Linked DNA regions of Mus musculus: region 1 is linked to region 2. A link is a loop called in an ENCODE intact Hi-C map of the cell type or tissue named here. Cell type or tissue: heart. All regions are shown on one strand. Links, peaks and the distances in the headings refer to the core of each region. The heading gives the core; the rest is flanking DNA.

The links. A loop is a pair of places that touch in the nucleus more often than their neighbours do. Peaks named below come from ENCODE experiments on the same cell type or tissue, not always from the same donor. Only the 100,000 strongest peaks of a DNase experiment are listed, where the experiment ranks them.
Region 1: it touches region 2 in a loop (3-fold over the local background); 10 of 42 quality-filtered maps call a loop at or near these places.

The regions. Positions count from the first base shown.
Region 1 is chr6:125,362,584-125,370,906 of GRCm38, forward strand. Plekhg6 (pleckstrin homology domain containing, family G (with RhoGef domain) member 6) reads right to left here. Exons shown (of 17, transcript NM_198604.2): 13 at 7,999-8,131; 14 at 7,798-7,913; 15 at 2,001-2,152; 16 at 459-1,136; 17 at 68-284. The coding sequence ends at 275. Among named protein-coding and RNA genes, the nearest start is that of Gm52918, 5.8 kb to the right of the region's middle. In heart, for the core only: CTCF peaks have their summits at 1,106, 2,111 (motif pointing left) and 3,763 (motif pointing left); DNase peaks (open chromatin) are centred at 688, 2,108 and 5,248; H3K4me3 peaks cover 788 bases; H3K27me3 peaks cover 3,713 bases.
Region 2 is chr6:125,309,548-125,317,864 of GRCm38, forward strand. Ltbr (lymphotoxin B receptor) reads right to left here and starts at 4,338. Exons shown (of 10, transcript NM_010736.4): 1 at 4,043-4,338; 2 at 3,843-3,939; 3 at 3,447-3,572; 4 at 3,205-3,363; 5 at 2,723-2,819; 6 at 2,496-2,575; 7 at 1-19. The coding sequence starts at 4,138. It also overlaps a transcript of Scnn1a not described here. In heart, for the core only: a CTCF peak has its summit at 4,548; DNase peaks (open chromatin) are centred at 2,824, 3,294, 4,294 and 5,364; H3K4me3 peaks cover 2,159 bases; H3K27ac peaks cover 2,813 bases.

The sequences.
Region 1 (8,323 bases), core at 96-8,095, 53 kb after region 2:
GTAGATTCCACCCTGTGGGTACCCATGCTTTCCGTTTCCCATCCTCATCCAGTGTTCACCAAACAACCATGTTTCTGGGCACTTTTATATAGGGCTCAGGGGTTCGTCTGTGAGACAAAATGTTCAGTTCTTGACCTCCAGGGTCCTCAGAGGTGATGCCTGGGTCAGGCTTGGTTTGAGGTGGATCCTTGAGGTAGAGTCCGGGGGAGGTGGTGGCCAGCACTCTTAGGGAGACAATTTCTCTAGGAGGTGTATCAAAGGGCCTCAGCATTCCTTATACTTCTCTGTGAAGGAAGGAAGACAAATGCATTAGGTCAAGGTCAAGCAACGAGTGGGCTGATGGGTAAAGCAGAGTACCCTCCCCTGCGTTGGTTGTTCCCTGCTCTGCACAGCCTGCCTCTTAGAACGGCCCCCCACTCCATACTGTCCTTCTGTCCCATAGTAGTTTCTGCACTTACGATGTAGACAGGGGCGTGTCCAGCTGTATGATGTGGGGGACCCTCATTCTCTGCAGCTGGGCTAGAGTCAGCCTCCGGGGCTTGCCATTCCCTGGTTCCGGTTCCGAGGCTCCATCGATCCTTTGGTTGGCCAGCTCCTCCCTGATCTCCCTGAGCATGTCCTCCCGTAGGGAGCGGGGGCGGAGTTCAGGGGATAGAAGCCCCTCATCTTCATCTGAGGACTCCCAGGGGCTTTCCCCAGCAGAGTCAGTATGAGTGGGAGAGTGGGGGAGCGGACTCCGACGTTGCGCCCTGTGTAGGGTTTCTACCACCACATTCCCTGATGCCAAAGTCTCGTCTTCCTCCTCCGACCAGATTGGTGGGGCTCTCCTGGGTAGACTGCCTCCTCTTAGGATCCCTTCTGGCAACTCTGGGGCGCTTCGCCGCTGGGGAGCTTGGGGGTCGGGAGGCTGGGGGCGCAAGGGGACGTCTCTGAGTTCCAGGGTGGAGAAGGTGAGGCGAGGGTCTCTACGAAGAGCCTTGGACCGAAGCCTGTTCAGGGGGGAATGAGAATCCTTCGGGGAGCTTGGAATCAAGGTACCGTAGCCAGAGTCTGAGGCGTCATCCGGCATGGAGGGCGTGTCTTCATCTGTATCCTCAGTCACCACCAGGCGGGGGATGATGGCGAACTCTAAAGTCCTACAGTGAGGAGTAGAAAGTCAGACTCATGCTGAGAATGGGATTCAAGGCTGAGAAGCCTCTCCTATTAATCCATTCAGAAATGTCTCCTCCAAACTTACTGCCCTGTCTCAGTGCAGGACAGTGATTGGCTTTCCCCACTTCACTGCTTAGGATTATGCTCTATAAAAGACCGTGGGTACTCCTTTTATACAGCACCTATACTGAAACTGGAATGACACAGAGATTAGCCCAGTCAGTGTGCAAAGTCCTATTTGAAACAGAAAAAGACCTGGAGGTCAGCTGGGGGTGGGGTGCTCAGGAGGAATGCCTTGTGATGTGTTCAAGGTCAGTCTGAGTTACTCGCCTCGAAAACAAACAAGAGCTCAGGTTTGCTTCTGAGCCACTCTGTGCACAGCACCTGGTTCAGACCTCATCTCACGCAGCTTGTCTCGGATTTGCTGAGTGGGCCCATTGGTGGGTCCTTCTTCTCTAAAAGCTTGTTGCTAAGCAGCTGTTGCATCCCGGACGAACCTCTTTACCCTGCGGGGTTTGGAGCTTGCTGTGCCCTGGGAACTCTGCTATTCTGGAAACTCTGCTATCTACCTTCACTCTGGAGCCTGCTCATCACAGGGAGTTCACATGCTGTGTCTCTGTTTCCTTTGCTCGGTGCCCACCCTATGCCACGGGTCCCTTCACATGGTAACTACCAACCTCTTCCACTCCCAGCTGCAGCTCATGCTCTTGTTCTCATACCAAGTCCCCGAGGCTCCTACTCACCCTGCTCAGCTTTATAAATGTCTCCTCCCTCCTCCTTACCCCCCTCTTCCCCACCTCCCTCCTCCCCAACTGCGCCCCCCTCCTTGCATGGTGATGGAGTCTTACCTCCCCTCGGCACTGCTCTGGGAGTCCTCCGGGGAAGGCGAAGGTGTGGAGGGCCTGGTGCTGGGGGACTCCGTGCCCTGGTTGCGATAGAGGGCCAGCAGCTCCCTCTTCTGTTGAATGTACTGCTCACCCTTCAGCTTCTGCAGAGTGGTCTGAGGAGGGACTTTCATTATGAGCTCTCATTTACAGATCAAGAACCTTTGGCTCTCCTAACTCCCTTCCGAGGCACAGGGGTTTACACTTCCTTTCCTACTGAGAAAGGGCAATGAAGGCTGGGGACCACCACAGGAGTCATTCTTACAGGGAGGGAGCACAATGATGCCGAGATACAGTGGTGGCAGCAAGCTGCAGAGCTGCTGGTGGAGGGAATTGGGGCGGACAGAACGTCCCCTTTCCTCTGCTCTCTTGGCCCTGTATCCCACACCACCTGGGAAGCCAGCCCTCTGATGCTCCTCTCTTAGAATCTCTCCCTGGCCCAGAAGATGGTGCTGCCAGGGCTCTGGACCATACAGGTCCTTGGGTTCCTCTTTTGGGCTCATTGCTCTCTCATCACCTTGACCTTCATTGAAGGAGGGAGGAGCAGGAGCACGCTTGCCCTAGGCTGAGGACTCTCCTGTCCCTTAGCCAGGTGAGAAAGGAAAGCTGGGGCTGGAGAGTTGGCTCAGTGGTTACGAAAAACCTCTGCTCTTCCAGAGGTCCTGAGTTCAGATCCCAGCAACCACATGGTGGCTCACAACCATCTGTAATGGGATCTGATGCCCTCTTCTGGTGTGTCTGAAGACAGCGACAGTGTACTTACATATAATAAATAAATAAATAAATAAATAAATAAATAAATAAATAAGCCGGGCAGTGGTGGCGCACACCTTTAATCCCAGCACTCGGGAGGCAGAGGCAGGCAGATTTCTGAGTTCGAGGCCAGCCTGGTCTACAGAGTGAGTTCCAGGACAGCCAGGGCAATACAGAGAAACCCTGTCTCAGAAAAAAAAAAAAAAAGGAAAAGAAAAAGAAAGAAAGAAAAGAAAAGAAAAGAAAGCTGTCCCAAGATGGAAGAGAAGAGAACACACGTCTGTGTCCCTTCTGAGTTTTCAAACAGAATAAGGAAGTGGCAGCTGACAGATATCATGCAAGGACCTCCATACATACGGGCGCTTTGTCACCCTCCAGCATGGCAAGCACGGACCTGAGCTCATCTTACAGATGCAAAGACTAGGCTTAGATGCAGCTGCTTGCCAAGGAGAGGAGAGCCGGGTGAGTGTATACTCTTTAAGTCTTAGCTCAGTGACTGCAAGCTTTCTGGCAGCCTTGAAGGGCTTTGAGTTATCACAGGAGGTTAATGTTGGGGGAGACAGCAGAGCCTGAGAAGACGCAGGTGGGTAGCAAGAGGAGGCTTGGCATGAAGGAACACAGAAGTGGCTGCTATGGGCAGAATGGACAGCAATATTCATAGGTATGGCTAAGAAACACTAAAGAGCTTCCCAGAGGGTAAAGAAATGGCTGAAGGCTAGGCTGATCCCAGCATTTGGATCACGGCATAGCCACTTGAGTCAAGAGGATCTCTGAGTTTGAGACCAGCCCAGTCTACATAGAGAGTTCCAGGCCCATCAGAATGTATACAGTGAGATCCTACCTCAAAAAGAAAAAGGAGGGGCTGGAGAGATGGCTCAGAGGTTAAGAGCTCTGGCTGCCCTTCAAAAGGTCCCAAATTCAATTCCCAGCAGCCACATGGTGGCCCGTGACCATCTATAATGAGATCTTGGTGCCCTCTTCTGGTGGACAGTCATACATGTGAGCAGAACACTGTGTACATAATCAACCAATCTGTTAGAAAGAAAGAAAAAAGGAAAGGAAGAAAAGAAAGAAAGAAGGAAGGAAAGGAAGGAAGAAAGGAAGGAAGGAAGGGAAAGGGAAGGGAAGGGAAGAAGAGAAGAGAAGAGAAGAGAAGAGAAGAGAAGAGAAGAGAAGAGAAGAGAAGAGAAGAGAAGAGAAGAGAAGAGAAGAGAAAAGGAAAAGAAAGAGTGGCTGTGGTTGGAGTCTTTCACCTCCTTCCTAGGCGTCCCCACCACAGTGGCAGCTAAGGTGCTGCATCTGGCATAGAGCAGAGACCTCAAGTGTTCCCTCACCCCATACAACGCTCTCTTGTGACTGATGCCAGGTTAGCTGATGGCTCCATGTTTGTCCTTTCTCAGAAGCTGGGAGAGTGTGAACCAGCAGCCCTGGGGCTTCCTGGGCTTCTCCAAAGCTTTGGTAGGAGCACAAGGGCGGCTGGGTCAGAACCAGACATGTTGGAGGAGGGTTGGGCAGGCATAGGAAAATGGTATCAAGTGGACAGTTGTTCCAACTCTCCTTTCCCTGGCTTCCCAGTCACTGAACCAGAGCCGAGGTTGAGAGCAGGAAACTAGCACTAGGGGGCCAGTTCCTGTGTCTCCTCCCTTTTCTCTTCTCTGGGCTTCATCTTTCTGCTCAGTGTGAAGTTGAGAAAGGTAGGAGCAGAAGGGTGGTGGGCTGCACAGCCTGCTGTGAGGAGAAGCCACGCCCTTTGCCCTCTCCCCCCCCCCATGCCCCAAGTTTGACTTTGTGATGGCTGCTGAGGATGGGTTAGTGTGGAGGGAAAGGATGAGCAGAGGACTTCTTTAAAGAATCTCTGCTGGTATTGGCTTCACTAAGCTTGCCCTTGTCCCTCCCCAAGAAAGGCAGGAGCTTGGGAAACCCACCCTGGGGTGGGGGGAGATGTTGAGCAGCTGAGCCCAGGGCTTCCAGCTGCCTCAAAAGCTACAGCAGGGGGATCTTCTCTGCTACAGCAGGAGGAGAGCCAAGGTGAGGAGAGCCAAGGTGAGGAGTAATGGAAAGAAAGCTAGAGTGGGAGGGAGGGAGGGCTCCTCTTCCTCTTCCTCCCCCTCCTCCCCCTCCTCCCCCTCCTCCTCCTCTTCCTTCTCCTCTTCTCTTTCCTCTTCTCTCTTCTCCTTTCTTCCTCCTCCTTTCTCTTCTTTGTTTCTCTGAGACTGGGTCTTTCTATGCAGCTCAGATCCAGAACTTGCTGTATAGCCCAGGCTAGCCCTGAACTCACAATCCTTCTGCCTCAGCTTTCTGTGTGCTGGGATTATAGGAGTGTTCAACTAGCTCACCCCCTTGTGTCACAATGACCCACACTTGTAGCGCTCCCAGGACGCACAGAGCCTCAGGCCAAGCCACTCACTGGCTTGTGGGCTATCACTGTACTTCCCCAGATGAGGGCCAGGCTTAGAAGGGCTAGTAACTTGCCAAGAGCACAGCGTAGGCTCTGGGCTGCTCTCAAGTCTTGCTTTTGTTTAATTGGCCCCAATTTCATCTTTTGGCCTCTTCCTCTGAGGGTTCTCAGTTCCTTTTCCTCCTCCCAGCCACTAAGTCTCCCCACCCCCACCCGCAAGCTCATTTTTTGTTAAAGCATAAGCCACCTCAAGGAAGCTGCCTCACTAACATTTCTGCAAGGGGAAGAAGAAAAAGTCTGAGCTCTGGGCAGAAGAAAAACTAAGAGAAACTCTCACCCTGTGTGAGCATGTGCATGCGTGTGTGTGTGTGTGTGTGTGTGTGTGTGTGTGTGTGTGTGTGTGTTGCAGTGTTTCAGGCTTTGAGTGGCTGGGAACCTCACTGCAAATTTGATCACAGAGGAGAAATGACTCCCCATTTGTCACGCTGCAGAGCCTATCAGGGGCTGTTATTTTGCATATGAACACAAGCAGGTTTGACTGGTTCTCAGAAGTTCCAAGTGAGAATGTGGCAGAAGGCTTGTTCTAAGACTGGGAGCCAAAGGAAGAGGAGACACTTGAGAGGTTGGTGTGGAAAAGCAAAGTTTACAGGTGTGGTGATGCCCATGCACATACACGCGCCCACCCACAAATAAATAAACAAGTAAATAAGTGTGCACATTCCTTCCTGGGGCTGGGGTGGAGTGCAGGGATACGCACTTTCCCAGGGTAGCAAAGATGCTGGGTTTGATCCTCGGCTCTGCCAACAAGCAAGACAAAGAGTCTAAGGCAAATCTCCAGCTCTTTGCCACTCTGCTCCCACCGTGGGTTTGCCTGGAGAAAGCCGGGTCCGAAACCCAATCCCCAGAAACCATAAATGTGACTTTAGTTGGGAACCGGGTCTTTGAAGATGTGAAAGGACCTAAGGTGAAGACCTCAGACATTCCATGTGGATTCTAAAGCAGGCGTCTGGCATCTTCATAAGAAAGGGAGGAGAATCTGGACACCAGCATACAGAGGGGAAAGCCAGAGATGCGGGGGAGGGGCCAGGAGTTGCTGCTCCAAGTTAAGGGCCACAGAAGCCATTGGTAGCTGAAACACAGATGCCCCCCTAGAACCTGGGCAGGAAGCTCAGTTCTGTCAATCCTGCATTTTGAACTTGTGGCCTCCAAATTTGTGAGGGACCCTGTTTCTGGATGCTTTGCTTTGTTTGTGTGGAACCATGGCTCAGTCAGCTCCAGGGTCTCGTGCAAGCTAAGCACGCGCGCTCACTGAGCTACACCCTAGCCCAGCCTCTGTTTTTCTATAGCCTCTGAACTGATAGTAACAGATGTAGCTTTACTGATGTCTCTCTCTCTTTTAAGCTCCTACTTGTATCACTTAAGTCTGCCTCCACTGGCTCCACGTTGTCTACAGGTCAAAGTTCAAGTTCCTGCGTGGCCCTTAGAGCCGGGCATGATCCTGTGGTACCACCTCCTGAACTCAGCTTCTGCTGCATCCACCCTTCTACTTCTCACCCTAACAATGCCAAGCAAACAACCTGCTCAGTTCTACACACACGCACACTTGAGTGCACACACCCACACAGTCATGTCCGTACACCCACACACATAATACACACACACACAATCGTGTGCATACACCACACATAATACACACACGGCCATATGCATAATATATACACACATAGTATACACACAGTCATATACATAAACCATACACATAATACACCCACACAGTCATATGCATACACCACGACATAATACATACACATATATAACAATGCAGTTATATGCATACGTCATATACACACACAACACACATAGTCATATGCATACACCACACATAATACATACACACAATCATATGCATACACCACACACACACACACACACAGTGGCAGTGGGAGGGAAAGAGAACATGGTTCCTACTGAGCTCTAAAGGTTTGTATGACCTTGATCCAGTCCTGGTCCCTTCCTATAAAGTGAGAGATGGGGTGCCTCTCTCAGCACCCAGGACTGTTTCCTATTTCTGGGTCTTTGCACTGTAATTCCCTTCTTCCTGCTTTGTTGTCTGCTCTGATGCACCGGTTTCTCCCCCCTAAGCTCCCTTAGCACCACTGCTTTTCCAGCAGCCTGCTGGGACAGACAGCATGGCCGTTCCCTGCTGCTGTCTTTGGCATGCTTGCTTCTGTTATTTGTACCCTGATTACTCTAATGAGCTGAAGCACAGATTCCTGGAGGGCAGGAATGGTATTTTCATTCTTTTCTGACTCCCTGGCACGTAGCACTAGCTCTGCTTGTCCCCAGAAAGTGCTCCGTAGGTGTCTCTGAACAGAAGATAAAGTTTAGAAATTCACTGTTTCGGTATGGGGAAAGCATTCGGGTGTACGGCGTGTTGGATTGTCTCAATAGCTGCCACAGGCTTTCTCAGACTCTGGAAGGCATCCGACCTGCTGCTGGTCAGATCTGCCCCTGCACCAGCCTCTCGGCCCTCCTTCACCCTTCTGTGATGCCAGTCCTGAGCTCCAGGGATGCATGCTCGCCCGCCTCCAAGCCTGACCCACCACCTACCTGAGCATGCTGGGTCTTCTCCAGCCACCGTGCACGCTCTGTAGAACTGGGACAGTGCACAGTGAGGGCACTGGAGACACACTGGAATTCTGTGAGGTGGATCAACAGGAAGCTGTCTGCACAGAGAAGAAGCTCTGCTTTAAGGGCTGGGCCTTATCTGACCCCAATCCCAACCCTTCCTCCTCTGGAGAAGAGACATACTGGGGTCTCGCAGTGGTCGGCACACGAGTTTCTCCAGCATGAGGGGAGGACGGATGACCTTGGCTCTGTCCGCCTTGCGTTGAGGTTTGGTTACCAGGAGCACATCGGAGAAGAGAAATAGGTACACATCCATCTACAGGTAGGGGTGCAGGAGAAAGAGGCAGGGTCAGCCAGAGTCAGGGGAGGGGCTTCTCCAGGGTTCTGGCTCTTTGCCTGTGAGCCTAAGGACAAGGTCAGACCTGCAGAGTGATCAGCTGAGAGAGAGTTAACTTGGTTCCATATCTTGATTTACAAGCAGGGAACAGGGCTGGCTGAAGGTCATATA
Region 2 (8,317 bases), core at 1-8,000:
GCCAGCAGTAGCATTGCTCCTGCCAGGACAGCAGACAGACAGATGGCACCAAAGGACAAGGGGGAGGAGCTCCTCTCAGAAGTCCCTCTTTTGGAGCCCTGTCCCTTGGACTGGGGACAAAGGGCTGAGCTGGTCTTGGGAAAGATCTTTTGACCACACGAGAGACTCTGTCCTGAGTGTTGGTGTCTAGATCTCTGGAAGTCAGTGGGTGAGCAGTGAGTGGGAAGCTGGCTTTCAATGCTGGAAATTGGTGAAAGGCGGGGGTGGGGTGTGGGGTGGCAGGGGAGGGGAGGTGGTACTTGGGCCTAAGGGGAGAGCCCCATGTCCGTGACCTGGCTATCTTACAGAGGGGCCACTGGGCCTGAGATTGCCTCTCTGTGCCTGTGAGAACTTGATTCAGTTCCGAGCCTGGCCTACGGCACTCAGGGAGAGTAGGAGTTGCAAACTGCTCACCCCCTTGCTCATAACAGGGCAAAGACAGAGGCAGAGAGATGGGAGTTTGGGTCCCTAAGCTTGCCCCTGGTGATTCGACCACACTTGTGGCCTAAGGAAATACAGAATGCAGGGCATGGAGAGAAACTGGACCAGGTGTCTGGACTCCTAGGTCCCTGTCTTTTTTTGTTTGTTTGTTTTGGTTTTTTGAGACAGGGTTTCTCTGTATAGGCCTGGCTGTCCTGGAACTCACTTTGTAGACCAGGCTGGCCTCAAACTCAGAAATCTGCCTGCCTCTGCCTCCCGAGTGCTGGGATTAAAGGCGTGCGCCACCATGCCCGGCTAGGTCCCTGTCTTTAAGTCAGTTCACCTATCCAAGCATCAGTTCGTCATACATAAAACAAGCAGGCTAACAGACTTTTAAATCCTAGCTCTGATACTCCAGTGATATTTGATGCATAGTTGATTTTGGATGCATAGCTGAAAGTTTCTGAGAGAGGATGGGAAAATATTTATGACACATTGTTAACTAGTCTATAAGGGAATATATTATATAATATATACTAGTTATATGTTATAGTCTATAAGGGAATATACTAGTATATAAGGGAATGTGTGTGTGTGTGTGTGTGTGTGTGTGTGTGTGTGTGTGTGTGTAAGGGAAGCTTGTATATCATCTCAGTGGTTCAGCATCTACTGCCAATTTCTCCTTATCAAAAAAGTCAAGTATAAAACACTTCTATCACCCCACTTTTAGTCTAGAAGATTATATGAATAGAAATGCACGGGGAATGTGTTGGAAGGGATAGACCAAGGTAGTAAGAGTGGAAATGTTCTATGTTCAGTGGGGGAATTTTAGCTGAATTTTCATTCATTCCCTCTTTCTCTCCTCCTTCTCTCAGAGACAGGGTCTTATGCAGCCCAGCCTGGGTCCTGGCTACACCTCCCAAATGTAGGGGTGACAGGCGTGTGCTTCCACAACTGGTGTGAAGGCTTAGGACATTTTATAGCTTGTGTACCTTATAAATGAGCCCCAAGTAAGGAAGACCTAGATATAGACAGTAATAACGTGATTTACACACACACACATACAGACACACACACACACACACACACATACACAAACACACACACATATACACACATACATACACACACATACACACACACATACATACACACACACACACACACACACACACACACACACACACACGTGATCTCCAGCAAGTCATTTAACATCTCAGCTTTCTCCCCCCATCAGTGAGAATGAATAATCCCAGTTTATAGAATCATTAGGCAGCTTAAGTGGAATCACTGAGAGGTTCAGAGTTGTTCTCAGGATGTGGAAGCTATAATTACAAAAGTCTGGTCACTCAAAAATGTTACTACATTCTGCCAATTAGTAGCGATTAGAGTCATCAGAAGAACTTATAGTCAACCACCAGGCTGGGAAACTAGTGGGTTTCCTCGAAGACAGAAACCAAGAAACAAGAAAACCTAGAAAGAGCCCAGTGGGGGAGCATGTCTCCAACAGATGTGTGTAAGTGAACAACGAGGTATTCAATTAGTGAAGGAAGGCTATGACGGAATCGCATCCAAGCATAGTGATGAAGCCGGTTAGAATTACGTCACAGCACAGGAATGTTTCCTGGCATAATATGTATAATTTTGAAAGTGTAAGAAAAGAGTCTAGGGATGTTCTAATCTCCAGGCCCTCTATGGAGACAGGCTCACTCTGTAGCCAAGGCTAGCCTCAAACTCTTGATTCTTCTGCCGCAGCCTTTCAAGCGCTGGGGATTACAAGGGTGCACCACCACACCTGCCTTTCCAAGTTTTCGTTTTTTTTCTTTTGGTCCAAACTCAGGGTCTTATGTATCCCAAGCAAGCGTTCTAACCATGGAACTACACGCTACCTCCTTCTGATTTCTTCAGAAGAAATGTTTCTGACTTTGTCTAACCCTGGGAAGAAAGATGCACTGTTCCCTGTTTCTGTGGATGAGGGGGGCTGAGGCATCTTCCCAGACCGACCCTGCCTTGTGTTCCTCAGCCCGGTGTCTTACCTGGCTCTGGGGGATTTTTACAGATGGTATCCGAGTAGGAGGTACCTGGAGCTGCCTCCACCAGGCCCTGGATCTCACATCTGTGGAGAAACAAGACTGTGAGCTTCTCCCTGCTCCCCTTGGTGACTGGCTCCAGGAACACATGGTCGGGATGGCCGGAAGTCAAGGATGGAGGAGATGACAACCCTTGGGTTTCCTGGAGGTGAGTGGGGGAAGGGCCCTCTCACCTGGTATGGGGTTGACAGCGGGCTCGAGGGGAGGAAGTGTTCTGGAAGTGTCCCGGCTTACAGGGGACACAGTTGACGTCAGTATCCATAATTTCATCTGGCAAAAGAAAGGCAGGCCAGTGGGGGTGAGTGGGTAAGTGTGAGGACTCGGTGGCCTTCCTTTACGTCCCCTCTTTGCCAACCATTCTGCTCTGTAGTTGCTACCTTTCCCAAGCTTGGCTTTGCAGCCTGCCGTTTTGCCCAAGCTTCCCCAGGGCTGACAGGAGGGAGCTACCTTCTAAGCTCCTCATACCAGTTCATGTCTTGGCAGACCCCCTCCTGTGAGCCTTTTTCAAGGACTGATAGATTCTTTATGGTTCTCCCAGTGGGCAGAGGTACCACACTCACAGTACCAGTGGGGAGAAGCACCATGCGCACAGTATCACGTTCCTTGCCCTTGATGCCCAGCCTCCCTTTACTGGCTGCCCTCAGTGACCTCTGACCTGTGACCTCGGCTTCTGTGCCAGGCTGGCAGAGTACAAGCCGCTCCTCCTCACAGTGCACACACTCATTGTCCAGATACACACAGGACATCCCCGGCTGACAGCGGCACTCGGCTTTCCGATCGCTGGTGCAAGGGGCAACCTCCTCAAAGCCCAGCACTGTCAGGGAGAGGGAAGAGTCAGAGAGGAGCTGGCCCTCCCAGTCGTACCCATCATGCAGATCCAGATGAGTCCCCACTTACCAATGTCACAGGGGCGGCACAGCTGGCAGGTGGAGAGATGGTTCCAGTGTTCATTATAGGAATTATGGGGGCAAGTCTTGCAAACCGTGTCTTGGCTGCGGCTGCATACCGCAAAGACAAACTCGCCTATGAGGCGAATGGGGAAAGAGGGTTATCAGGAGACAAGAAGTCCATCTCTGCGTCCGCTGCCTCTGCTTGCTGCATGCCTCGGAGCCTCTCCTTGGTCTCTTTGTCCCCATCCTGTCTTCATGGCTACATGCCGCTACCTCTTCAAATCTCAGTGTCCGTGGGACAATGCTAATGCTTCGTAGACTCTCCTTCCTGGCTAGTTTTAGCAGTGCTGGCTCATTCTGGCTCACCTCTACCACCCAAGCCACTTGGAGCCACTGTTCTCACCTGGGGGACAGCGGGAGCAGCAGACGTCGTGCATGGGCTCGTAGTATTCCTTGTCCTGGTCCCAGCAAGTCTGGTTTTCTATGCGATAAGGGGGCACCTTCCAGAGGAGGCGGAGAAAGAGAAGAATGAGGCAGGGTCAGCTCTGGAGGGCAGAAGGGCTAGAGAGAAACCTGGTCCATCCCACCTAGCCCCTCCCTCACCAGCTGGGGCTGAGAGGCCACCAGAAGCCCGCTGAGTCCCAGCAGGAGTGGCCCCCAGGCCAGGCCGCAGGGAGAGGAGGCCCGGGGCAGGCGCATGGCGGCCTTTCGGCTCGGCTGACCAGACCGGGTGGAGTCCTAGGAGGAAGGTGGGAAGCCCGGACGTCCTGAGCAGCGTTGGCCACGACTTCCCAAGCCTGGCGGCTGGGCCGACGTGCCCCCGGGGGCCGGGAGCGGCCGGGCCTGGCCTCCAGGGCTCCAGCGCCGGGCTCAGGAAGTGGGAGTGGAGCGAGCCGGCCGGGGGCGGGGGCAGGGAGCCCTGGGAGCAGAGGCCGGCCTGTCGCAATCGCGACGGGGGGGGGGAAGAGGAACAGGCTTGGCCGCCTCGACGCAGGGCGGGAGGGGGTGGCCGGGAAAGCACGTGAGAGCTGCAGGCCCGGAACCCGGCCTCCACCTTTCTTCGGAAGCCTGGCTCTCAGAGGGGATTGCGGATTAGGATCGCTTGCTGGCCGAAAGGGGGGCAGCAGAGACAGTGGCTAGCCATCAGTCAGGCCCACCTCCGAGAGCCCGAGGCAGAGCTGACTTGGTTGACCTGCCGTGGACGTTGAGGCAGAGAGCTGTGGACAGCTGGGTGTCAGATTTGCAAAGAGGAGGCGCCAGGGATTGACAGTGCACCCAGCCAGGATACCCAGAGGTGGTTAGCAGATGCAGCCAGCGTCTGGCCAGGCATCCCACTTGGCAGAGACTGAGGGCCTGCTCCACTCTGTGACTTTTTAAAAAGAAGCTTCCACAGTAACAAGCCCACCCACGCCACACACCAGGGCGCACACCACAAGACACTGGAGAGAGTTCAGCTGGCCCTGAATCTGTCCTCTCCTCTGGGACCTCTCTCACGGAAGGGTGGGCGTGTGTAAACCCAGGTCCTGGTGAGTGGGGGCTTCTGGGCTGGGGCTGGGTAGCCTAGTTCCAGCGTGTGTGCACATAAGCCTATAACTCTCTTAAACCGAGGGACCTGAGAGCCCAGCCAGTGTAGGTACCTTACTTTCTAGAGAAGACCTGCCCAGGGTGCCAGGCAGCGGTGCACAGGGTTCCAAGATCGTTAAGCCTGGTGGGCCTTTTCTTCCTGCCATTAATAGCCCAGAGCTGCTGGAAGTATGTGACACCCCTTTTTCCCACGTCTACTGATTCCCAACCCCCCCCCCCAGCCCCCTTCACACACACACCCCTCTAAATTTCTATTAAGAAAACAGCCATGGAGCCCCCAAGGAACCCTAATGTCTGCCCTGTGCTCCTTACTAGGCTATTGGCTGGCCCGTGGCCTGGTTTGGCTATTTAGTCTAGGCTCACGGAGTCTAGCATGATCTGGCTTATGCCACTGGCCAGGTACATATTCGTTGTGTAAATGAAGGCTGTCCACACCGCTTAGCCACTCTGGAAGAACTTAACTGCAGTCCAGATCTGATTTTCAGATCCCAGCCCATGGCAACATCTGTCCTGCCTCCCTTGTGACTCGGGGGTGGGGGGTGGGGTTGGACTCTCATTTGGAATGAGGGAAAGCCTTCTCTTGCAATAGCTCACCTGAGAACTGACCTTTTCCATGGTGGATCAGATATCCAGACAGGCTTTCGGTGGAGCCTCGAAATGCTGGCAAGGGATTGAGTTTTAGAGAAGACCTGGGGAGAGGGGGGAACAGAGCGGGGCGGGGTGGGGGGGAACTTGCCTGGGCTTTTTTTTTTTAAGTGTATACTTTTTTTAAAAAAAAGATTTATTTATTATTATATGTAAGTACACTGTAGCTATCATCAGACACTCCAGAAGAGGGAGTCAGATCTCCTTAGTGGTGGTTATGAGCCACCACGTGGTTGCTGGGAATTGAACTCAGGACCTTCAGAAGAGCAGTTGATGCTCTTAACTGCTGCCTGGGCTCTTGATAGTCACTCTGTGCTGTCCCCTCCCTGGGTGCTGGCCCAGCAGCTCCACTCTGCTGGTACCTGTCTGTCTCAATTGTCCCAGGTTCCCTGGCAGTGGTAGAGATACTGAATAGCAGACCTCTGATTTCTCTTCCTTCTGGGCTCAGGGAGTTGGGGCAGGGGCTTGACTCACTTGGATCTCTTAACAGCATAAAGGAACGGGTGGGTGGGGAGCGGCCCTAGATACATTTCACTATTTCTTTTTTTTTTTTTTAATGTTTTATTAGGGAAAATTCACATGTACTATTCAGAGAGAGAGAAAGAGAGAGAGAGAGAGAGAGAGAGAGAGAGAATTAGGAGCCTCCATGTTGTCTTACTTAGCTTTCACTTGTGACCTGTCTTTTTTTTTCACATCATTCTCCCCCCAAGACAAGGTTTCTCTGTGTAGCTCTGGCTAACCTGGAACTCCCTCTGTAGTCTGGGCTGGGCTTGAACTCAGAGATCTGCCTTCCTCTGCCTCCCAAGCTCTGCTATTAAAGGTGTTGGCTACCTTTAGTGTGGATTTTAAAGTTTGTGAGTTTTCACATGTAGATTAGTGGGGTCTCATTGACTTTTTTCACCTGTTTATTTGTCTATTTATGCAGTGAGTATAGGAGTGTGGGCACGTTCTGTGACAGGACTCAGAAAGGTGGGGAGACCCGACCCACCTCCTGGCAGCCTACGGAGACTTCGGGCAGACAATACAAAATGGTTACTATAATACCTCTCCAACCTTCTTCTGGGGGATGGAGACTCCGGATGAGAAATCTTCAAATTCTTAGTGAGCACAGCATTGTCTTTGTTACTTGGACTTTTTACCAGCTTCCAGAAACTTTCATCAATGTCCACTGGGCAATACCAGACCAGAACTGAGTGCCCTCAGACTCCCAGAAGGTGTGAAGGGCTCTTCTCCCAGGCCTCCCTCCGAAGGGGTTGCGGAAACACCCTTTTCCCCACAGCCTATGAGTAATTCCCAAAGAGAATTGGTGTGAGTGGATCACTCTAAACCACTCCTGTCTTCTTCCTTATATTTCCCTTAGCCAACTGATTCCGTTAGCCAGCCCAGCTGGGCTGGTAGACAGAGAGAAATGGACAGATCAGATGAGTGTTTGGAGTTTCAGTGGGAGCAAAGATTTGTCCAGTTACTCTCCATCTTGGTAACCTTGCTCCCCAGAAGACACTTGGAAATATCTTAAAGACACTTTAGGTTGCAACTGCTTGGAATTCCCACTGTCACCTAGCGCAGAGGCCAGGGATGTTGCTGTGTCCCGCAGTGTAAGACAGGCTCAGACAGTAAGGAATTGCCTGGTTGGGATTGCCAGCAGCAAGGACCTTGTCAAGCCCTGTAACTAAGCAAAGGAATAAGTCTTAATGGGGACTCCTAAGCATCTTCACAGGTCGCTAGAATGAGGATGGGAGAGAGAAATTTTCTGGTCTACCTCATTAGATTTATACTACATAAAGAATGATAAAAGGATGCTCTTTGCCACAGTAGGCTGCCCCATAGTTAGTGCTAAGTGTAAAAGTAAAGGGGTATGATTAATTGTGTGACTCATTTTTACCCTAGAAAGCATAAAAGCTGAAAGGGGAAAGGTGTAAGAAATTTTGATAAATTAACAGCCCCCCAAATCAGTATGCTGTTGGAGGAAGCCGAGATGTTTGAAGTTTTTCCCGTGTGCACTCCACTGTCAAAAAAATGATAAACCTTGGATCCTAGCCAAGATGTGAGATTCTTTTGTCTGCGGAGTGGGCCAACGGGCAACGACCATTAAGTTGGACATAGTGGCATACATTTGTAACTTCAGCACTTGGGGGACTGGGAATTTGAGAACAGCTTGGGCCACAGAGTGAGTGTCTCAGAAACAAAACAGAAATGGTAGCCACGAGTCACCCGCCAAGATAAACAAGCCTGGTGCTTGTCATCAGAGTTTTCATAAAATGGTCTGCATACATGTAGGCCTGTGGAAGGGAACACAGGTGCATGCGTGGGCCACATCGTTAACAGTGAACAGCAGGAGGTGATGAGGCAGGCTTTCCTTGGAGGTGTGGAGCAGAAACGGATCCTTCCTGTCACTCATCTCTGGAATGAAGAGGCCGGAGGACTTGTCAGTCCTAATGCGCACCCACTGCAACCCTAAAGGTTGGCTTCTTTCCCTAGAGCCACTGCATGGTTTATGGATGTACTAAAGGTTCAATGGGTGGCTGGAATGGGACAGAGAAGGCAGCCCCTTATTTAAGAGATGGCTTGGGGTTCTGGGAGAGGCAACAGGACGCCCTGGGTAGGGAGCCTTTCTCAGACAAGGTAAAAAAAAAAAAAAAAAAAAAAAAA